Linked DNA regions of Homo sapiens: region 1 is linked to region 2. Evidence: chromatin loops called from intact Hi-C (ENCODE). Cell type or tissue: PC-3. All regions are shown on one strand. Links, peaks and the distances in the headings refer to the core of each region. The heading gives the core; the rest is flanking DNA.

Region 1 (12,259 bases), core at 2,181-10,180, 63 kb before region 2:
ATTTAAGTTTTTGATCCATTTTGAATTAATTTTTGCATATGGTGTGAGATAGGAGTCCAACTTTTTCTCTTGCATATGGGGGATATTCAATTATTCCAGCACTATTTATTAAAAGACTACAGTAGTTTCTCCTTATCCATGAAGGATATGTTGCAAGACCTCCAGTGGATGCCTGGAACCATGAATAGTACTGAACCTGACAGCTGTTAATTGGAACATAATTCTGTTCATTTCTTCCACCCACAAATTTAGTGCCTTTTCCAACCTTTTTTTTGAGATGGAGTCTTGCTCTGTTGCCCAGGCTGGAGTGCAGTGGCGTGATCTCGGCTCACTGCAACCTCTGCCTCCGGGGATTCAGGTGATTCTCCTGCCTCAGCCTCCCGAGTAGCTGGGATTACGGGTCCCCACCACCATGCCCAGCTAATTTTATATATTTAGTAGAGACAGGGTTTCACCAAGTTGGCCAGGCTGCTCTTGAACTCCTAACCTCAGGTGATCCACCCGCTTTGGCCTCCCAAAGTGTTGGGATTACAGGAGTGAGCCACCACACCTGGCCGCCTTTTCCATCTTAACTAAGCACTTATATAACCACTGAATGGGTTCATTCTGCCCATTGCCCCAATACAGCTGATTTATCAAGACAGGAGAATAGCAATGGAGAAAGAGTTTAATTCACATAGAGCTGGCCGCACAGGAGACCAGAGTTTAATTATTACTCAAATCAGTCTCCCAGAATATTCCAGGATTGGGGTTTTTAAGGCTACTTTGGTGGTTAGAGGGCCAGAGAGTGGGGAGTGTTGATTGCTTAGGTCAGCAATGAAATCACAGGGAGTCAAAGCTGTCCTTTTACACTGAGTCAGTTCCTGGGTAGGACCACAAGACCAGATGAGACAGTTTATTAATCTGGATGGTGCCAGGTGATCCATTGAGTTCAGGGTTTGAAAAATATCTTGAGCACCAATCTTAGGTTTTACATTAGTGATGTTATCCCTAGGAGCAGTTAGGGAGGTGTAGAACCTTGGGGCCTTTAGCTGCATGATTCCTAAAGCATAATTTCTAATCTTGTAGCAATTTGTTAGTCCTGCAAAGGCAGTCTAGTCCCCAGGCAAGAAGAGGGTTTGTTCTGGGAAAGGGCTGTGTTTTTGTCTTTGTTTCAAAGTTAAACTATAAGTTCCTCCCAAAGTTAGTTCGCTTTATGTCCAGGAATGAACAAGGACAGCTTGGAAGTTAGAAGCAACAGGGAGTCAAGTAAGTCAGATCTCTTTCACTGTAATAATTTTCTCAGTTATAATTTTTGCAAAGGTGGTTTCACTTACCATGAACTATGGCCATGACTTTTTGCAGTTTGAGGTGTGACAGTAAAACTAGCATGAATTTCCTTTCCTTCTTCACAATGTCATGCATGGATTTGTTCTTATGGTAGACCTTAGCAGCTTTAGTGTATGATTCTTTTTCTTTCCTTATTAAGTCGATAACTTTCACTTTTTCACTTAAAGGAAGCACCTTATGGCTTCTCTATGGCCTGTTAAATTGCCAGTATCACTACTCTTGCATTTGGGAATATTATTAAGTAAAATAAAGTTACTTGAACATAAACACTGAGAAACCCTTTATTCCTTTTTTTTTTTTTTTTTTTTTGAGACAGGATCTCACTCTGTCCAACTCAGACTGGAGTGCGATGGCCTGATCTCAGCTCACTGCAACCTCCACCTCCCAGGCTCAAGTGATTCTCCTGCCCCAGCCTCCTGAGTAGCTGGGATTACAGGCGCGTACCACTACTGCCTGGCTGATTTTTTTTTTGAGACAGAGTCTCACTCTGTCACCCAGGCTGGAGTGCAGTGGTGCGATCTCGGCTCACTGCAAGCTCCGCCTCTCGGGTTCACACCATTCTCCTGCCTCAGCCTCCCGAGTAGCTGGGACTACAGGCGCCCGCCACTACGCCTGGCTAATTTTTTTTGTATTTTTAGTAGAGACAGGGTTTCACTATGTTAGCCAGGATGGTCTTGATCTCCTGACCTTGTGATCTGCCCGCCTCGGCCTCCCAAACTGCTGGGATTACAGGTGTGAGCCACCGTGCCCAGCCTAATTTTTGTATTTTTAGTAGAGATGGGGTTTCACCATGTTGGTCAGGCTGGTCTTGAACTCCTGACCTCAAATGATCTGTCCACCTTGGCCTCCCAAAGTGATGGGATTATAGGCGTGAGCCACTGCACCCGGCCTGTTTTTTTTGTTTTGTTTTTTTTTTTTGAGATGGAGTCTTGGCTCTGTTGCCCAGGCTGGAGTGCGGTGGCACCATCTCAGCTCACTGCAACCTCCGCCTCCTGGGTTCAAGCGATTCTCCTGCCTCAACCTCCTGAGTAGCTGGGATTACAGGCACACGCCACCATGCCCAGCTAATTGTTGTATTTTTAGTCAAGACGGGTTTTTCACCATGTTGGCCAGGCTGGTCTCAAAATCCTAACCTCAAGAGATCCGCCTGCCTTGGCCTCTCAAAGTGTTGGGATTACAGGCGTGAGCCACCGCGCCCGGCTGATTACTTTCTGTAAGACTAGCATTTAGGTAATTCTTTGGTGTGCTTGAGAGGGATTTTCATACTCTTCTTGCTTTCTAGGAGCTTTAAGTCCAGTCCAAGACTTTTAAAAACCCTTGTTCTATAGACAGGGTGGTTAATGTTCATAATGACATAATGCTATTTGATATACTTTTTAGAATTATGCAAGATATAGTTAAATAAATGAATTTAAACAATAATGATGCTATAATTAGAAGCCCAAATGTGTGGCCCCTATCTCCCTCTCTTCTTTAGAGTCCATTTATATGAGAAATATAGAGATTTCTTGTATGATTTTGCTGCTCAGGTCTGTGATTAACAGCCAAAGTTTCTCCAAAATGTATTCTTTGGATCAGTTTTTTTCTCTTCCCTCTACCCTTTCTGCAATATTCCTCTTCTCAGTAATGCATACTTGAGTGAAACAACCAGCTCTTTAAGGTACACATGCTCTGCCAACATTGTGAATAAATCTCAGAATAAAAACTAGAGTCACCTCTGATTGCACAGGGATTGCACCTGTGACTAGCCACTGCACTCCAGCCTGGGCAACATAGTGAGACTCTGTCTTTAAAAGAAAACACCAGTGGGGCTTGGTGGCTCACGCCTGTAATCCCAGCACTTTGGGAGGCTGAGGTGGGTGGATCACCTGAGGTCAGGAGTTTGAGACCAGCCTCGCCAACATGGTGAAACTCCATCTCTACTCAAAATACAAAAATTAGCCAGGTGTGGTGGTGTGCACCTGTAATCCCAGCTACTCTGGAGGCTGAGGTAGGAGAATCACTTGAACCCGGGAGGCAGAGATTGCAGTGAGCTGAGATTATGGCACTATACTCCAGCCTGGGTGACAGAGTGAGACTCTGTCTTCAAACAAAACCAAGATTAAAAAAAAAAAGTTAAAAAAAAACCCACTAGACTCAAATTAGTTATGTAGTTTTCCCTGTTTTTCATCTACTTCATGGTATATTCTTCCTTACAACCTAGAGTCAAAGGCTAGAATATTTTCTCTTAGGTTCCTTATTAGCTAAGATCAAGTCCGTCTCTAATTTTTGTTTGCTAGAACTCCAGTTTAACAGCTCTGAATTAAGCTTCCCCTCTCCCCAGGATCAAATGATAAAGGCTTTCATTTGATATAAAGCAGTCTCTTCCCCACCCCTCCCCACCCCAATCCTCCAGTTTATTTAAAAGTCTCAGCCTAGGTAACATACTAAGACCCTGTCTCCAAAAATCTTTAAAAAATTAGCTGGGTCTGGTTGTACACACCTGTAGTCCCAGCTACTCGGGAGGCTGAGGGTAGAAGATTGCATGAACCCAGGAATTTGAGGGTTCAGTGAGCTGTGATCACACCACTGCATCCAGCCTGGGCAACAGAGGAAGAACCTGTCTCTTAAAAAGTTCCCAAATTTTGTCACTACATTCTAAAATCTAGAGTCTTTTATTGGCTGGGCACAGTGGCTCACACCTGTAATCCCAGCACTTTGAGAGGCTGAGTCAGGTGGATCACTTGAGGTCAGGAGTTCGAGACCAGTCTGGCCAACATGGTGAAGCCCCATCTCTACTAAAAATACAAAAACTAGCTGGGTGTAGTGGCACCTACCTGTAATCCCAGCTACTGAAGAGGCTGAAGCAGGAGAATCACTTGAACCTGGGAAGTGGAGGTTGCAGTGAACCGAGATCGTGTCACTGCACTCCAGCCTGGGTGACAGAGCAAGACTTGGACTCAAAAAAAAAAAGAGTCTTTTATTTTCCAATCTCGTGTTCCTACTGCGGAGCCACTCAGTTCCTGCCTTTACTGCCGACATCAGCATTATCATTAGCATCTCAGAAATAAAAGACAATGATGGTTTGACTTTGGGGTTACTCCAGAGGGAGTTATTTTGGTTTTTCTTAGAGAAATCCTCTGTTTCTCTTTTATGACTTTTAAGAGAAGCAAAATGTTCTTTCAATGCATTGAACATTCTGTTGTACCTTACTCTATTTGCTAGTAGAAACCAATAATGAAAAGCTACGGAATGTGACCAAATAGGACTTTTCAGCCTGTGCTTTTCCATTACCCTCCCCACTACCCTCCAAGGATTTTTCTTGATTGATTTACTCAAATCCTAAATATTGTTTCTCCTTGCTAATAATATTTATATTTTTTCAGAGACCTTTGTCTATTCTGGTCTAAGGTGGACCTATTGTGGTGTTACATATTCCCTGCAAAGTACTTGAAAAATATGACTTGTTAAGTTTTGTTGAAGCACAGTTTTACAAAGTACTGTTGTAACTAGTCATCCAACTTTAGAATACCTGAACATTTAAACTAAAACCCTATTTTAAAAAATAATAATCTGAAACACTATGTATCACTCTCCCTCTTGACGTAGTTAGCAATCATGTACCCAAAACCTTTTCTTTCTATTTTTATTTTTCCTTTTTTTTTTTTTTTTTTGAGACAGGGTCTTGCTCTGTGGCCCAGACTGGAGTGCAGCGACACAATCACTGCTCACTGGGGCCTTGACCTCCTGGGCTCAAGGGATCCTCCCACCTCAGCCTGGAGTAACTGGGACCAGAGAGGTGCGTGCCACCACACCAGGCTAATTAAAAACTTTCTTTCTTTCTTTTTTTTTTTTGTAGAGAAGGGGCCTCCCTGTGTTGCCCAGGCTGGTCTTGAACTCCTGGGCTCAAATGATCCTCCCGCAATGGCCTCCCAAAATGCTGGGATTACAGGCGTGAGCCCCTGCACCCGGCCTATAAAACCTTTTCTACAGGCAGTTTGACACTCACCTAACAAAAACTTGTAGTTACCCAATTTATTTTGAATGGCGAAGCCCAGTGGTTGATACAGGGTTCTCTTTCTATTTGGCACAGAACCTCTTGTGCAGTCTTGAAGAGGGAATAAGAAATGTCTGAAAATAACTTATGCAAGGCAGAATGTGAGTATCATAGCAGAGTTTTATGGGAGGTGTTTTCTGAGGGGCCTCTGGAGAGATTACAATCTATTAGAGTGAGATTTCCCTGTGGATCACTTCCCTTACCTGGATGAGACATGAAAAGTAATGTTGTCTAGTTGTAATCAGGGTTGAAGCTCTGTAACTCTGTCCCAGTACTCTAGTTTTATTTGATTAGTTTCACAATGAATATATACCTATATTTTAATGACTTGATTGAAGAGCTTGGTCTTGATGTTTGTATGTCTTTATTTGCAGTCAGCACTTATCAGTAGAAATTTTGTGTTTCACACTTTGAAATGGCATTACTACCTCCTCCTCCACCTAGCACCACTAGGAGACCTGAGTTAGAATGCTAATGGTTAACAAGAAAAGCAACAGTATCTTTTTTTTTTTTTTTTTTTTTGTGGCACTTTCCTTGTGGCCAAAGGACTACTTCAATTTAATATACTGTATTGTTAAAATGTAAGAGCTTAATTAGTTTTGGACATTGCCCATGTTTGTTAAATTTTACCAATAAATCTTAATTACATCTTTTTTTTAGTCAACTCGTATATTTTCTCTCAACCTATAGAAACACAACAGACCTTCATATTTGGCAAGGATTCTGCTGATGAGTTTTTTTCATCAGTATGCTTATAAAACAACTTCTTTCAATAAAACTGTTTTATAACCTCAGGTAATACATAGAAGGGTGTGTGTTGGTCCTCTGGGGCCTTTGTGCCCTGCCTGCAAATGCAAGTTCTCGGTTGACTGATCACATGTTTGGGGGTGGGACTCTGCCTGCTGTTTGTTCTTGGTGATGTAACTAGGTCTCTTCCCCGAGAGAGGGGTGGAGATCTTTCCCTGTTGTGGACTTTGGGGTTGAGAACCCTTAGATCCCAAGCATTTTAAAATTGACTCAGTAGATTCCAATGGCTCAGTTTAAATAATAATTTTCTTTAATAGTGTGGCTCGTTTAAGACAGTTGGAGGAGTTTTGCCTATTAAAATGATTTGATTTAATTTAAGCCCAGTCTTGGAATTCTGAATTAGGGATTCCAACAATAACATTGTTTTGATTATTCTGTAAACAACTACAAAAATGTTGTCTTCTCGTGCTCCTTTTGACTGCAGTGCAAAGGAATTTTTTTGTGGGGGACTGGCCCTTCTTTGGAAGCAGCAGCCACCCTGCAAACCTTATTGTTTAATGACCTTTGTCATCAGGAATGCCCCAGGAAACAGCTTCATAATTGTTTTTCTTAAGCCTCAGGTGAAGTTTGTGATAACGTCCTTTCAAGTTACTTTTGGTTAGTTTCTTAAGTTTACTTTGTTTTTAATTGGAAGCTCCACCTTTTTAACTTTGTCATGAATTGTCAGTGCTGAGTTCCTGGTAGTTGGTAAAAAGAATTGCCTTCTCTCTGATATCCTGTTCTGCGGGAAGTCCTTGTGGTTTAGATTCACAGTTTCTCATTGTTGCTAGCTACAGTCGTCTCCTCCCTCCTAGCCTTCCCTCCCCACAGCTCTAGCTATTCCCATATCCCTCCCCATTCTTGTATCACTTGCCCCACAGATACCCTCGTGATTAGAGGTCTTTTGCTGGAGGTTGACTGTGCTGTCTGGTAAGTATTGTAGTTGTTGTGGTAAAAACAGATAGATAGAAGATTCAGGAACCGGTTAGTTTTTGTGAAGTTTTCTTTCTTTTAAAAAAAATATTCCCAAGCACTGATTAATAAGCTATTTCTTTTAATAGCAGTAGATTAAACTTTGAAATTGAGATTTTAGGACTCTCAACTTTCAAGAGGCATCTTTCAAGCTGTTGTTTGTGCTCTTTCCCCCTCCTCTCTGTTACAATTATTAGATTTTGGAGATTTCATATTTTTTCCAAAAAAAAAAAATTCATAGATTTTCTTGAGTTCCTTAGAATTAAAGGCAAGAATTGTGGATTTAGTATTTTAAATTTCCTTCAAACAGAAGAAGGTTATTTGTGATTTCTTTATACCTATTTTCAGTATTAACATACTGGTTAAAGTAGTAATGAAGAAAAAAGAGCCTATTTTGTGGCTAAATTGGAAAGTAGCTGAATGATTCTTTTTTCCTATCAGCAGAATAGTGTTGGCAAAATCCACTAAGATTTTGGCAATATGTTGTCAATTCTAAGAGATGGTTTGCCAAGTACTTCAGGTTAACAGATGCTTCTGGGAATGATTTTTGGGAAGTTAGATAAATTTGTTCATTAGCACCTGCTTCCTTGAGGCATGAGGCCTATGATCCTTTTGAAAGTAAAATATTTAATATTTGATATTTAGATTGAGTCAAATATCACTTTCATAATGGGCTATTTCCTTGCGTTTTGTGTTTTGAGCTTCTAAGAATATTTGTGTGTGTATTAAAAAAAAATTTTTTTTTGGATACTGGATGGTTGATACTTTGGTATTTCAAGCAGTTATAAGTGATGAGCTTTGGATTCTCCCAAACTACTGCTAGTTAGAAGTCATCTTTATGGTAGATGATGTGAGAGGAAACTTGTTTCTGGGATTTCATTGCTGTTCAGTTGAGGCACTTATTCAAATGATGGTTGTATTCGTACAGTAATGATTTCTTGAGCTCCTAATATGAGGTAAGTGCTGGGTCCTTGCTAAGTGCTTTGCATTTACTTCTAATTCCCAGTACAACCTGGCCAGGTAGTAGTATTGTCCCTCTACAAAGCGGCTATACATAGGTAGAAAGAACATGGGTTTTCTTTCCTGCAAAGTGAGAAAAATAATCACTATTTGGCAGGTTAATTGTGAGAATTAGAGGATATACCATGTGTCCAGTGCCTAGCGCAGTGCCAAACATGTAGTTTGTATTCACTAAGTGGGCTACCATTATTATAATTTTACACCTGATGAAAGAGGATAAGTAATCTGCTGAAGGTCACTCAATTGTAAGTGGTAGAGCTAGGATGTGAACTGGCTCAAAGTGTGAAGTCTGGTAGCATGTTTTCATTTGAGTATTGTAAAGGCTGTTAGAGTAGATTTCATTCCTTCTCATCCCTTCACCTCCTGCCCCTACAGAGGAAATCTTCTTTATAGATATTCTCCTTTCTTTGGTATCCTCTGTCGCCCTCCCAGTCAGTCATGTGCTTGCTCTCTCACACTGGAGTTGCTTGTGCCATTCAGTACCAGTGTTCTCCCAACAGAAATGAGTCAAGCCAGTGCTGTCAGTTTGCTTCCCCTCCTTTTTTCCTCTTGTTGATAGCACTGTCATACTTTCATTATTGTTTGTACTGAAATAATTTGAGTACGGGTATATTTATAATGATTAATAAATAATGCATTGATGGAATCAAGTGTTTAAAAAGTCTTAGTGATTCATAAAATTCGGGATAAAAATCTCTGGTTCTAAATGATTAAATCAGAAGGTTATTATATAGGGTAACTTTCTGGAACTCATTGTTTTGCTATCCAGGGGCCTAATAAATTGCTATTGATTTTTGTTCCTTTAACCACTGCTATTACTAGTTTGCTACTATTGGCAGTAGGGTTTAGAAAGAACATTTCGTTTGTCCTACTGACCATAAAATAGAGTATCTTTCTTCTGTAGACCTTTTGGAAGCGCAAGGTATGATTTAGATGCGATATGATTTTGGCAGGAGATTCAGGGACAAGCTAAAGAGCTGTTTGGTTATGCCTGTAACTGAGTTATCTCTAAACGGAAAAATGTGAGTTTGATTGGTCTCATGAAACTTAGTTCTTCATTTATTTGTTTAACAAGGAATGAGCATTTGTTGAGTGTAAGGCAATGTAACTTTCTACCTTGTATTCTAATAAAGTATTGATATACTGGTTAAATATTGATTCATGATGTTCCTGGGAGGGAGAGAGAAGTCCCAGTTGGTGTGGAGAGGTATTTAAAAAGACAATCATTTGGGAAATGAATTAATGTAAATGACTGCTCCTTCCTGCTGATGTATGACTATTAGTAGTTCCTATCACTGTAAGTAGCCAGTGGTATGACTTCTTCAAATAGGTTTGCTCAGTGGAAAAGATTGCTAGTATTAGGTAGGACTGGGAAGATGGGAGGAGCATTCGTTGATTGAGAAATACAAAAAACAAAGTAACTGGGCATGTGCACAGAACAAATCTTTTTGTATGTTTTAAGGGTAGATGAGGTTGGAAATGTGCAGGGGATAAGATTGTGGAAGGCCATTCAAAGCCAGAGTTTTGGCTGTATTTTGTCACTGAAGTTTTCTAAGCTAATTGTGATTCATCAGTTTGCTTTTGCAATATTGTATAGATGGGATTAGAGAGGAAAGAATAGTTAGAAAGTTTCTGCAATAGTCTGGGTGAATTGTATTGAGAATGCACTGGTTTTAGAATACATTTTTCCCAGGCTGGGCGCGGTGGCTCACGCCTGTAATCGCAGCACTTTGGGAGGCTGAGGTGGGCGGATCGCTTGAGGTCAGGAGTTTGAGACCAGCCTGGCCAACATGGTGAAACCCCATCTTTACTAAAAATACAAAAATTAGCTGGGCGTGGTGGCACACACCTGTAATCCCAGCCACTATGGATGGAGGCTGAGACAGGAGAATTGCTTGAGTCTGCGAGGCGGAGGTTGCGGTGAGCCAAGATCACGCCACTGTACTCCAGCCTGGGTGACTGCGAGACTCCGTCTCAAAAAACAAAAACAAAAACAAAAAACAACAACAACAAAGGATACATTTAAGAAAAAAAAAAGGATACACTTTTCCCCATTTTTTATATGGCCTTGGGATTTATGCTATCAATTATAGTTTAATCTCCTGAAATTTTTATAGTAGTTATATGTGTGTGTGTGTTTGCCTGTAAGAGAAAGAGAGATGGGGGAGAGATAATGCATATAGAGGATGGTCAGTCATCATAATCACAGTTACTCTTTATGGAATTCCTGTTTTGTACCTGGCCCTAAGTATTCTGCGTACATTATTTTGTTGCATCCTTTCAGCAGATCACATTTATTATAGGTAGTAAATGGCCTGAATGTGATGGAGCTAGGATTGGAATGTAGATTCATCTTATTCTTCATCATCATTATCCTCACCATAATCATCATCAAAACATTTATTCCACACTTACCACATATTAGGCACTGGGCTAATTATACGTATCTACATTATTTTATTTAATTCTTATAACAATCCTATGAGATAGATGTTATTATTAGTCACATTTTTTCTGATGAAGTACCTAAGAGTTAGTTCAATAACTTGGTCAATATGCCACAGCTGTTAGATGGTGGAGCTGAGACCTGTTCTATTCCACTAACTCTGTGTCCCCAAGTTGTATAATTCACATAATGTTCTCTAGGAATGGGACCCTTTGGATCTCCACTAAAAGCATGTTACCTCCCGAGGTTCTGCAATATTGTTGGCCCTGCAGAGGGTGCACTTTTTGTTTTTTTTGAGATGGAGTCTCGCTCTGTTGCCCAGGCTGGAGTGCAGTGGCGCAGTCTCGGCTCACTGCAAGCTCCGCCTCCCAGGTTCACGCCATTCTCCTGCCTCATCCTCCCGAGTAGCTGGGACCACAGGTGCTCGCCACCACACCCGGCTAATTTTTTTGTGTTTTTTAGTAGAGACGGGGTTTCACCGTGTTAGCCAGGATGGTCTCGATCTCCTGACCTTGTGATCTACTTGCCTCAGCCTCCCAAAGTGCTGGGATTACAGGAGTGAGCCACTGCACCCGGCCTGCAGAGGGTATACTTTTAACCACTATGTTCTTTCTACTACCATGCTGCTTCCTTTAGAAGTCAGTAAATTATACAACTTTAGATCTTTATAAGGAAGGGCTAAGTAGCCTGCAGCTGTCATTTCTTAGTTCTTATAATTTGTCAATTATAACAAAGTGAAACGTGCCTTTTTGTTTTCTTTCCAACTACTTTTTAACAAATTTTAGACAAATTTGTTATACATGACAGTTATCTAAGTTCTTGTGCAGGAAAAATAAGACTTTTTGTCCTTTATCAGCATACAATTCTTCTGTTGTACATGATGTAATAGTTTGAAGCTGCCAAAGTCCAGCCCTCAGGAAATTGTTTGAGTTGAGTAACTATTCGCTGGAGAGTTTAAGATAACCAGCTCATAAATCAACAAATAGCTTGGCCCTTTTTATGGTTGTAGATGCTTATCTCTTTCTATTTTCAAGCTTGAATCAGAAGCAAATATTGTTTCCATTTATATAGTCACTATTAGAAAAAGTTGTCAGCAGTATCTCAAGCTAGATAAGGCCATTTTGTGAGTTCTTTTCTTTAAGGAGAGTCAGAATTTATCAGGATGTTAGAATTGGTTGTTCTAGGCTAGGTACCTTCAAACAAAAAGTTTTCTCTTTCAATGAAACTGTCAGTGATTCAATGCCTATTATATTCAACCTCTGTGTGGAATTAGAAAGATGCCCTTAAGACAAAATGTAGTCCACGTACCCAAATAACTGTAACATGAGGGAGAATGTGAGTATTGTAATCCAAACCCCACCATGCACTGAGAGCACAGAGGAGGATGAAATAAATTGGGAGATTGGAAAGGTGAGAGGGTGAGAGAATGATCTGGGAAGGCTTTTCCTTGTAGGATAGTTAAGATTTTCAGCAAGAATAAATGGAGAGGAAAGGCATTCCAGAGAGAGGCAATATTAGAGTCAAGACAATGAGAAAGTAAAGGACAGGGTATATTTGTTATAAAGAAAGGAGTCTAGTGTACTTGGAGTGGAGGATGAGTGAGAGGCACATAATGGATGATCAATGAAATGTTTGATCAGTGAGTGAATGAGTAGATGAAGCTGGAAATG
Region 2 (12,259 bases), core at 2,759-10,758:
GAGATATTTTTGTTTTAAAATTGCAAATGTGTAGCTGGGCAGGGTGATGCATGCCTGTTATCCTAGCTATTTGGGAGGCTGAGGTGGGAGGATCACTTGAGCCCTGGAGTTCGAGCCTAGCCTGGGCAAAATAGCAAGACTCTGTCTTGGAGGGGGGAAAAATTCCTTGTCCAGTAGTAATATTCCTCTGCTTATGAATCAGTTGTTCACTTCTAAGTTAATTTTTCAGAACTTAAGTAACGACTTTCTGTAAAAACAATTTTCAGCTTGATGGCTAAAGTTCTAGGGTAGCTCACAGAATCTTATAATATATTTGAGGTATAACCTAATAGTTTTGGCTTGATTACTGAAAAGGAGGAAGAAATATTATTTTACCCTTCTGGATCTGGTACTGGCCCTTGATATAATTTTGAAAGAGAAGATACTTGACTTTGACGTCTTTCTTTCTCCCCTTTGTACCTCCCTCCTGCTTGGTACCTGGTGCTTTCTTCCACCTTTCATACCCCACCCAGACCTGTTCTACCTCTTCTCCCTTCAGTCAAATACCCATTTGTCCTATTATGCTTATCTCAGCTAGGTATTCAGAGGGAAGCAGTCTGATTGAACTAATTTATACTAATGTATGTCATATAACAGCCCCAATAATTTCTCAGAGTCATTAAAAATGCATCTGGTATCAATTCAAAAATTTAAGTGACATTCTTGGCAGTATAGGAGAAAGATTATGGGATAGGAGAACAACTGACTATGTATGACAGGTTGTCCTGGGACTTTCCATCTAAATAGATCTTACTTTTCACAACTTTTTCATCACTTCTGCTTTTCCCCCGATAGGTTTTATAAAACCCTCACAGTTTTTCACAGTGGCAGGCAAAGTGAGGGCTTCAGCAGGGTAGGGAAAGGGATGGGAGGAATTTTACATGTGTCTGGGTGATCTGGAAGTTGGGTGTTGGGAAGAATGGCTTGATGGTATAGCATATCCTTCTCACACTTGTGTCTAGGAAGTTCTTGCCTTATGGAGCTTTGTTGTGTCCATCTCTTTTCCTTCTCTTTGCTACTGTTCTGTTTCCTCACTTTTTGCATATGTGTTTCCTCCTCCTCTCAGGGAGGGAGCCCTCCATCTCAAGTGACACTCGAACAGATTCCTCAACGGAGAGCTATCCCTACAAACATTCCCACCATGAGTCTGTGGTCAGTCACTTCTCTTCTGATTCTCAGGGGACAGTCATCTATAATGTGGAAAATGATTCCATGTCTCAGAGCAGTCGGGACACAGGTAGGGACTTATACAGAGGGTCCTGCTTGCCTGAATCAATTCCTGCATAGATCTCCTAAGAAAAAGAAACTGTGAGGCCAGGCGCAGTGGCTCACACCTGTAATCCCAGCACTTTGGGAGGCCGAGGCGGGCGGCCAAGGTGGGTGGATCATGAGGTAAGGAGATGGAGACCATCCTGGCTAACACACGGTGAAACTCCGTCTCTACTAAAAATACAAAAAAAAAATTAGTTGGGCATGGTGGCAGGCACCTGTAGTCCTACCTACTCGGGAGGCTGAGGCAGGAGAATGGCATGAACCCAGGAGGCGAAGCTTTCAGTGAGCTGGGATCGTGCCACTGCACTCCAGCCTGGGCAACAGAGCGAGACTCCGTCTCAAAAAAAAAAAAAAGGAGAAAGAAACTGGGGGAAGTCAGAAATGTTCGTTACGCAAAGGCACAATGGCACAGAATTTGGGCAATTCAATGGGATACAAAGAAGCAACACAGTTTTGAATGAACCGTGATGCTCCATTGCACATACTCCTGTCAATAGCAGCATGTCAATAAAGACGATTGTAATGTGATTATTGATGTGATTATTCTGAAGTGTGCTTTTCTTCTCCTATACTCTTGATTCCCGTAGTATCCCATTAAGCCCCTGTGATCTTGCACATCATCATGTTCTCATGCCAGGCTTTGTCCTAAGTGAAGAGCTTTGATAGAAGGGGCCTATTTATGGGATTGGTGAGGGACAACTGCATGTCAGCTTGCTAAGCTTCCTGAAGGATAGAGAAGCAAAAGAATGAAAGATACCTATTTGTTATTGTGAGTTCCATGCAGAGAATATTCTTGCATTGTTTTGTTTATCTGTAGGAGAGTATGCCCATGTCAGAGGAAGAAATCAATACAGGGAAGAACAGTGAATGACTGCTGAGATGGAAAGTTTATTCTGGGAGATAGAATGCCTAAGGCATAGAACAGTGTCCATATTCTTAGGGACTGTGAGAATTTGTGAGCTCATTGTTTGAGATTGGTGGTTTATAAGCTGTGGGGGCTTTTTTTTTTTTTAAATATCAAGAATTTCAAAGATATTCAAAACTGTATAGAATAGTGTACTGCCCATTCATGTACCCATCACCTAGTTTCAGTAATTATAACTCATGGCCAGTCTAGTTTTACCTGTACCTTTACCCACTCCTGGATTATTTTGAAGCACATCCCAGGCATTATATCACATTTTCCATAAATATATCTTATGTTTGCTCAAACATAAGAAATCACTTTTTAAACATAGCATTATAACACCTTTTTTTTTTTGAGTTGGAGTCGCTCTGTCGCCCAGGCTGGAGTGCAGTGGCACGATCTTGGCTCACTGCAATCTCCACCTCCCAGGTTCATGCCATTCTCCTGCCTCAGCCTCCCGAGTAGCTGGGACCACAGGCGCCCGCCACCACGCCTGGCTAATTTTTTGTATTTTTAGTAGAGACGGGGTTTCACCGTGTTAGCCAGGATGGTCTCGATCTCCTGACCTCGTGATCCACCCACCTCGGCCTCCCAAAGTGCTGGGATTACAGGCGTGAGCCACCGTGCCCAGCCCAGCATTGTAACACTTAAAAATAATAATGATGATTCCTTAAAACTGATAGGTAACCAATGAGTGTTCACATATCCACTTATAAGTATCATAATATTTTCATGGTTTATGTGTTTGACTCAGCATCTAAATGAGGTCTATGCATTCTGATGAGTTGATAAGTCCTTTGCATTTCTTTTAATCTACTGTTTTTTCCTCTATTTTTTTTCCTTGCAATTTATTGCTAGAACTAGGTATTTTGTCCTGTAGATTTCCCACATTCTGAATTTTGCTGATTTTATTCCTATGGTATACTTTAACACGTTTCTGTGTCCTATATTTCTTGTAAATTGGTAGTTGGACCTAGAGGTTTTGTCAGACTTGTGCTGGCTTTCTTTTGATGACTACTGCATTGATTGTGTCAGGTGTGAGTTTTTTAGACCCACTTTTTGAAGCTGTGAACCAGAGAGAAGCCAAGCCACAGGATAAACTAAGCATATTTTCCAGTAGAGGCAGATTTGTGTTAATGGTTTGAACATGCCCATTGGTTTAACATTTGTAAGACTTAGTTGCGGCCGGGCACAGTGGCTCACGCCTGTAATCCCAGCACTTTGGGAGGCCGAGGTGGGTGGATCACGAGGTCAGGAGATCGAGACCATCCTGGCTAACATGGTGAAACCCCGTCTCTACTAAAAAAAATACAAAAAGTTAGCTGGGTGTGGTGGCAGGCGTCTGTAGTCCCAGCTACTCAGGAGGCTGAGGCAGGAGAATGGCGTGAACCCGGAAGGCGGAGCTTGCAGTGAGTTGAGATCGCACCACTGCACTCCAGCCTGGGTGACAGAGCGAGACTCCGTCTCAAAAAAAAAAAAAGACTTAGTTGTTCCAAGTTATTTCCTCCTCTCTTAAATCTTTCTTGTGGGCACAGAGGTAGCAAACGACCAAATAAAAGCAATACAAGATTCCAAGGGGCAACTGATTGAAAATATGTATCCATATCACTACACTGGTGATACTTGAATATGCATAAGGATTCTCATATGCTATCATGTGAAAACAAATTTTTGTTAGCTCTCCATGCATTTGACCTAGGTTTTTTTTTTCTAAGCATATCTTCAAACTTAATTTACCTGCTTAATTCATCTCTGGCTTCTAGCAATTTAGTTGCTTATATCCTTTAGAATCTGACTTTTGCTGTCATCAAATCATGCTCATGTATTTGCATACTATGGGCATGAAGCAGGGCAAGTTACATAAAAGAGCCCAGCTCTCCTGGTTTTCCCAGTGATTAGTATTAAGGAACTATGAAGTGTAATCTCTGGATGGAGCCAAGTTTCGTGAAGATGGGTTGGGGATAGGAATGAGAATCAAAGTTGAAATGCCCTTTAAATGATCCACAATTAAGGAAAGCTTGGAACTGGGTCTTAAAGCCATATAAAATCAGACCTCTTGTGGGCAAAGTCTGGAGTATCCAGGATAATACCAGATGTACTGAAAATCAGACTTTATTTGATATGTGTTGCTAAATAAATAAAAGGAAAACTCTGTCTTCAATTTATGAGAGTGAAAGTATATGGCTACCTGACATTTTTATATAATCTTTAAAACTTTTGCCTTTAAAAAGTTACCTAGAAACATGTCATTAGTCCTTCTGGGTCACTGGGGAAGATTAGGAGTGGGATTGAGATTGGTCATTGCTCAGGAGACATTGTAAATTTGGATGCTCCCAGCTTCTCTGCATTTATCTTTTTTTTTTTTTTTTGAGACAGTCTTGCTCTGTCGTCCAGGCTGGAGTGCAGTGGCGTGATCTCGGCTCACTGCAACCTCCTGGGTTCAAGTGATTCTAATGCCTTAGCCTCTCAGTAGCTGGGACTACAGGCACATGCCACCATGCCGGACTAATTTTTGTATTTTTAGTAGAGACAGGGTTTTGCCATGTTGGTCAGTCTGGTCTCGAACTCCTGGCCTCAAGTGATCTGCCCGCCTTAGCCTCCCAAAGTGCTGCAATTATAGGTGTGAGTCACTGCACCTGGCCCTTCTCTGCATTTATCTACTGGGAGGTTCCTACACTGAAATCAGATAGCCTATGCCCTACAGCTTCTGTTCCATGGGTACTCTAAATTTGTGGCACTCCCAAAGGGAGATTAGGTAGGTTCTCAGGAGGGTGGAGGTTAGTCTCAGATACCAGCTTACCCCAATTTCCTTGTTTTTTCAGGACACCTGACTGATAGTGAATGTAATCAGAAACACACATCCAAGAAAGGGTCACTGATAGAGCGCAAGAGGAGCTCTGGTCGGGTTAGGAGGAAAGGCGATGAGCCCCAGGCCTCGGGATACCACAGTGAAGGCAAGCCCTTCTGCACTGCTTCTCTTTCTCCTTCATTCACTCTATCAAACTTCTGTCATGCTCCAGACTGTTGGCTTCTCCTTTCTGTTCAGAGGGCTTTTCTTTGCTTTTTCGACATTGGGGTCTAGTATCCATGATCACTTTAAACATCTATATTTCTTTCATTCTTTGTGTTTTTAGGAGAAACACTGAAAGAGAAGCAGGCTCCTAGAAATGCCTCCAAACCATCCAGCAGCACCAACAGGCTGAGAGATTTTAAAGAGACAGTCAGCAATATGATCCATAACAGACCATCCCTGGCTTCTCAGACCAATGTAGGCTCTCACTGCAGGGGCAGAGGAGGAGACCAGCCTGACAAAAAACCTCCTAGGACCCTGCCTTTACACTCTCGTGACTGGGAAATAGAGAGTACCAGCAGTGAGTCAAAATCCAGTTCTTCCAGCAAGTATCGTCCCACATGGAGACCCAAACGAGAATCTCTGAATATTGACAGTATCTTTAGTAAGGACAAAAGGAAGCACTGTGGCTATACCCAGCTTAGCCCCTTTTCTGAGGATTCAGGTGAGGAGATAATTAGGGAAGAATTGGGCTTTTGAATAAAGTTGATTTATGTCTTTTTAAAACCTGGGTTTTTTGGTACATCTGGCAAGGGGCACTTTTACTCTGATGTCGGGTGTTTTAGGGATATGAGTTCAGTGAATAAGTAGCTAGAGGGAGGAGCTAGTTAGGTCTTGATTTTAGGCAAATGCTAAATCTACCTCATTTTCCATACCTGTCTTTTGATTGGGATAGCTAAAGAATTTATACCAGATGAACCAAGCAAGCCACCTTCTTACGACATTAAATTTGGTGGACCAAGCCCCCAGTACAAGCGCTGGGGCCCAGCACGGCCAGGCTCTCACCTTTTAGAGCAGCACCCCCGACTAATCCAGCGAATGGAATCTGGCTATGAAAGCAGTGAGAGGAACAGCAGCAGCCCTGTCAGCCTGGATGCAGCCCTGCCTGAGAGCTCAAATGTCTACAGGTATTGTTTGGCCTTTGAACAGCAACATTGTCTCTTGCAGCAATGTGAGCCACCTACTTGGGGCTTTCAGGCATGGCTGAGACAAGTGGAGGGATGGCCTTTGCTATTATCTCTATGTGCTCTTTCAACTTCCTATAACAACAGCACCCTCTGCTGGAAGAACAGAGGCACTTGAGAAAGGAGAGAGAACTTTCTATTTGAAATACAGTTATCATGTATAAAATAATTTTAAAAAATTAGGTTCAGGGGGCATATGTGCAGGTTTGTTAGGATAAACTTGTGTCATAGGAGTTCATTGTACAGATTATTTTGTTACCCACATATTAAGCTAGTACTCACTAATTATTTTTCCTGATCCTTTCTTTCCTCCCACCCTCCACCCTCCGATAGGCCTGTGTCTGTTGTTCCCCTCTGTGTGTTCATGTGTCCTCACCATGTAGCTCCCACTTATAAGTGACAATATGCTGTATTTGGTTTTCTGTTCCTGTCTTAGTTTGCTAAGGATAATGAAATAATTGTTTAGTGCTTGCTTTGGTAGCACATATACTAAAATTGGAACAATACAGAGAAGATTAGCATGGCTCCTGCTCAAAGGTGGCACAAAAATTTGTGAAGATTTCTGTATTTTTCAGATATGTAGGATAAACAAGTCTAGGGATCTAATGTAAAACATGACTACAATTAATAAAATTGTACTGCATATGAGATTCATGGTAAATGAGTAGATTTTAACTCCTCTTGCCACAAAAACAAAAAAAATGGGTAACTATATGAGATGATGGGTATATTAATTTCCTTCAATTATAGTAACCATTTTACTGTCTCTATGTATCTCATAACATCATGTTGTATACCTTAAATATACACAGTAAAAAAATGTATTAAAGAACAGATTAGGTCAGGCATGTTGGCTCACGCCTGTAATCCCAGGCTAGCACAAAAATTAGTGAGGCATGGTGGTGGGCGTCTGTAATCCCAATTACTTGGGAGGCTAAGGCAGGAGAATCGCTGGAATCCAGGAGGTGGAGGTGGTAATGAGCCGAGCTCGTGCCATGGCAACTCCAGCCTAGGCGACAGAGCAAGGCTCCATCTCAAAAAAAAAAAAAAGAAACAAAAACGGACTAGGCCTGCCGCAGTAGCTCACGCTTGTAATCCCAGCACTTTGGGAGGCCGAGGCGGGTGGATCACGACGTCAGAAGTTCGTGACCAGCCTGGCCAACATGGTGAAACCCCGTCTCTACTAAAGATACAAAAACAAAAATTAGCCGGGCGTGGTGGTGGGAGCCTGTAATCCCAGCTACTTGGGAGGCTGAGGCAGGAGAATTACTTGAACCCAGGAGGTGGACGTTGCAGTGAGCCAAGATCGTGCCATTGCACTCCAGTCTGGGCAACAGAGTGAAACTCCATCTCAAAAAAACAAACAAACAAAAAAAGAATGTATTAGTGGGCCAGGCGCGGTGGCTCATGCCTGTAATCCTAGCACTTTGGGAGGCCGAGCTGGGTGGATCACAAGGTCAGGAGATCGAGAACATCTTGGCCAACATGGTGAAACCCCGTCTCTACTAAAAACACAAAAATTAGCTGGGCATGGTGGCGCGCACCTCTAGTCCCAGCTACTCTGGAGGCTGAGGCAGGAGAATCACTTGAACCCGGGAGGCGGAGTTTGCAGTGAGCCAAGATCACGTCACTGCACTCCAGCCTGGGTGACAAGAGCGAAACTCCATCTCAAAAAGAATGGATTAGTGAATTAAAACTTATGTAATACTAAAATCAGAGAAGAAGCCCAAATGTTATTTTGGGACAGTGTTTTGTTGTCGTTGCTTTTTTTTTTTTTTTTTTTTTGGTATCGATGGGGTTTCATCATTTTGCCCAGGCTTGTCTTGAACTCCTGGGCTCAAGTGATTTACCCACCTCAGCCTCCCAGAGTACTGAGATTATAGGTGTGAGTCACCACACCCAGTATGGTGGGATAGTTTTTATTTTGATTTGTTTTAGGGTCACTGGGACTTTGTGTTTTATAATGCTAATAATATTCATAATAATGATGACAGTTTATTAGCACTCATTGTACCCTGCCCATAGGGCTCAGTTTGCTTTATAACTTTCAAATCTCCATACATTATTTTTACTGAGTTGCCACAGAGGCAATTTTTCTGTTTTCTTTTTTTTTTTTTTTTTTTTGAGATGGAGTGTCTCGCTCTGTCACCAGGCTGGAGTGCAATGGCACGATCTCGGCTCACTGCAACCTCTGCCTCCTGGGTTCAAGCGATTCTCCTGCCTCAGCCTCCCTAGTAGCTGGCACTACAGGCGCCCACCACCACACCCAGCTAATTTTTGTAATTTTAGTAGAGATGGGGTTTCACCATGTTGGCCAGGATGGTCTTGATCTCTTGATCTCATGATCCGCCTGCCTCAGCCTCCCAAAGTGCTGGGATTACAGGCATGAGCCACTGTACCTGGCCAAGGCAATTTTTCTAATAGTAGAGCTGCTTTGAAAAGCATGATTATATCTTCTACAAAGGTGATAACCACATGTTCATACTCTGTCAATGTTCTTCCCTGTCCACAGGATCCTGTTGAGTTTTACTTATGAGAAGATGCTACAAAGGTTTAGTAAGAAAGAAGGAAATAAATATGAAACCAATATGTTCATTAGTACATTCAACAGATTTTGAATATGTATTATGTACCAGATACTGTGCTAGATGCACAAGTTGTGAATGAGGTGAGATGAGGTTAGATAGGAGAATGAGTGGATATTTCAATTCTTCAGAAGTAGTTTAGCAGAAGCTCTAATTGTGTAGTTTGATTTTTTTTTTTTGAGAGAGAGATTTAGTCCTAGGAATGTTGCTATAACCTGCTTTCATGCTTTCACTAGACTCTGAGTTCTCTTTTGAAGGGATCCAAGTGCTAAGAGATCAGCTGGGTTGGTTCCTTCCTGGCGTCATATCCCAAAGTCGCACAGCAGTAGCATCCTGGAGGTAGACTCCACAGCATCCATGGGTGGCTGGACAAAGAGTCAGCCTTTCTCTGGTAAGCAGAATGACACTGAATTTGAGGACTGGATTTGACCGGCAGTTTTGTCTGGGGACCAGACTTACCTGAGCACATTTGAAATTAGAGGACAGTTACAGGCCGGGCGCGGTGGCTCACACCTGTAATCCCAGCACTTTGGGAGGCCGAGGCAGGCAGATTGCCTGAGCTCAGGAGTTCGTGACCAGCCTGGGCAACATGGTGAAACCCCGTCTCTACTAAAATACAAAAAATTAACCAGCGTAGCGGCGTGCACCTGTAGTCCCAGCTGCTCGGGAGGCTGAGGCAGGAGAATTGCTTGAACCTGGGAGGCGGAGGTTGCAGTGAGCCAAGATCGTGCCACTGCACTCCAGCCTGGGCGACAGAGTGAGACTCCATTTCAAAAAAAAAGAGGACAGTTACAGTTTGAGTATTCCATCAGAATGTAAATGTAGAGTCATTTCAGTTGCTCCATCTTTGGATTTATCTATTTTTTGTTCTCCATCACAGCCTGCATGAATATTTCTTTCTACCTGGAGGGAGCCCTTGTGGGAGCAAGAAGGGACAGAAATATGGTGAACAGTGTTACTAACATCCCCATTCTTCAGAAGAATAAATCCTAGGGCTTTCCTTGGATTAGGGACAGCCTCTTGGGAAATGGATTTCTTATTGTTTAGTATTATGAATTGACATACCAAAGGGGTACATGTGGCTATTTGCAAAACTTGGAAATAAGCAATTCAAATTTATCCTTACCCCTGGCTAAATATCTTAGTCTTACTACCAATTCTCTTGATAGTTACTGACAATTCTTAGAGGTAGCAGGAAGAAAGGCCTGCAGCAGCAGTAGTAAAAAGGCATGAACCCTTTTAGGTATGTATACTAAAGGTTGTGGACATCTGGCAGAGCAGAACAATGCCTATAGAGGCAGATATCTCTGGAATCCTGGGCTCTAGTAAGTTATAGTTAGAGACACGTGGAAGACATTTGGGCTTCCCATTGTAATTATACATTTGATTTATTCCCCACATTTTAATTTATTTCATGTTGAATAACATTGTTTCAAGAAACTTGTGAATCGTGCATGAGACTATTCTCCCTTCTCTTCAGATAGCCAGCATTTTTTTAATTACACTAATGACTGAGTCTCATGATCTCCTGAATAGTCCTCAATTCTGGACCAGTTGGATAGAATTCACCAACAGCGTTCTTCAACTGGTAAAAGATAATTAGCAAGGAGTTATGACAAGATTCTTCACACACCATATCACCCCACCATCCTGTTTGTATAATAAGCCCTATTTATGCGCCACAATTTGATCTAACCATTTTATTAAGACACAGAACAAACATTCTTATATGGTAACTTTGCATACTCCTTTAAAAAACTACAGGGGTAAATCAAGTCCAGTAATTCAATAATCTGCCCTTTGCCTCCTGAAATTGAAGGAGCCAGTGTTACCATTGCGGTATATATCTTTCTGTCTTTTTCTATGCTTACACAAGTACATAGATAAGTTTATGTACATATATATATAGGTAAGCACCATTTTTAAAAAGATGAAGTCATACTATGCATGTTATTCTCTCAATTTTTCACTTAATTTATTATGGACATCCTTCTGGATCTATTTAGATCCATCTAGAAAGGTTTATAAAATTGGACTTATACTGCTGTGGACATTTTACAAATTCAAAGAGGTGGTGGAAATTAAGGGTGAGAAAATGACATTCTTGAAGCTCCCCAGTCAGTCAGTGACAGCACCTGGTAGAAAGTGTTCTCTAATGATTAGAGCATGATTATGAATTTAACCTACTTGACTTTAATTTAGCTCCATTATTTCCCATTTGGTTTACCTTGGGCAAATTATTTATCCTCCTGTGACTCAGTTTCCTCATTCCTAAAATGGGGGTAATAGTATCTACCTCATAAGTTGTTGTTATGATTAAATGAAATAATACATGTAAACATGCTTAAAACTGTTTCTGGCACATAGTAAGTGCTGAACAAATGTTCAGCGTAATACTATTGTTGTGAAGCACTCCATAAATGTTGTTGTTGTTGTTGTTATTATTATTATTATTTTGAGACGAAGTCTTGCTCTTGTCTCCCAGGCTGGAGTGCAATGGCGCGATCTTGGCTCACTGCAACCTCCACCTCCCGGGTTAAAGTGATTCTCCTGCCTCAGCCTCCCGAGTAGCTGGGATAACAGGCGCCTGCCACCAAACCTGGCTAATTTTTGTATTTTTAGTAGAGACGGGGTTTCACCATGTTGGCCAGGCTGGTCTCAAACTCCTGACCTCAGGTGATCCTCCCGCCTTGGCCTCCCAGAGTGCTGGGATTACAGGCGTGAGTCACCATGCCCGGCCTGTTGTTATTATTATTATTATTCCTGGCCCAAGTGCCATCCGGAATCTAATTATGGAAAGCATTATCCAAAATATAAGCTCCAAATTGGGCCAGGCGCAGTGGCTCACACCTGTATGTAATCCCAGCACTTTGGGAGGCCAAGGTGGGTGGATCACGAGGTCAGGAGTTCGAGACCAGCCTGACCAACATGGTGAAACCCCGTCTCTACTAAAAACACAAAAATTAGCTGGGCTTGGTGGCATGTGCCTGTAGTCCCAGCTACTCAGGAAGCTGAGGCAGAAGAATCGCTTGAACCCGGGAGGCGGAGGTTGCAGTGAGCCAAGATTGCGCCATTGCACTCCAGCCTGGGAACACAGTGAGACTCCGTCTCAAAATAATAATAATAATAATAATAATAATAATAATAATAATAATAAATAATAAATAAATAAACTCCAAATTGAAAGCAAGAATTCCAAAAGGAAAGTATTGCAGTGGTCATAAATTCATCAAGTACTTAGTCTTGGTAATGGAAATGTGGTGACTTCTCCCTTGCTTATATTACAGGTGAGGAGATATCTTCTAAAAGTGAACTGGATGAATTGCAGGAAGAGGTGGCCAGGAGGGCGCAGGAACAGGAACTTCGAAGAAAACGGGAGAAGGAGTTAGAGGCAGCGAAAGGGTTTAACCCTCATCCTAGC

What was found. Hi-C counts contacts between places; a loop is a spot of excess contacts. Peaks named below come from ENCODE experiments on the same cell type or tissue, not always from the same donor. Only the 100,000 strongest peaks of a DNase experiment are listed, where the experiment ranks them.
Region 1: a loop joins it to region 2, with 3 times the contacts of the local background. A loop is called at or near these places in 8 of 110 quality-filtered maps.

The regions. Positions count from the first base shown.
Region 1 is chr10:73,586,100-73,598,358 of GRCh38, reverse strand. It overlaps USP54 (ubiquitin specific peptidase 54), which reads left to right and starts at 7,017. Exons shown (of 24, transcript NM_001391956.1): 1 at 7,017-7,081. RefSeq lists an enhancer at 5,984-6,734. In PC-3, for the core only: CTCF peaks have their summits at 5,605 and 5,810; DNase peaks (open chromatin) are centred at 6,258, 6,898 and 8,628; H3K4me3 peaks cover 1,509 bases; H3K27ac peaks cover 2,435 bases.
Region 2 is chr10:73,523,617-73,535,875 of GRCh38, reverse strand. USP54 (ubiquitin specific peptidase 54) reads left to right here. Exons shown (of 24, transcript NM_001391956.1): 12 at 1,106-1,276; 13 at 5,041-5,172; 14 at 5,353-5,733; 15 at 5,965-6,196; 16 at 9,096-9,229; 17 at 12,126-12,259. It also overlaps the pseudogene RNU6-883P. Among named protein-coding and RNA genes, the nearest start is that of PPP3CB, 34 kb to the right of the region's middle. RefSeq lists a silencer at 6,195-6,294 and an enhancer at 6,151-6,445. In PC-3, for the core only: a CTCF peak has its summit at 6,349 (motif pointing left); a DNase peak (open chromatin) is centred at 6,315.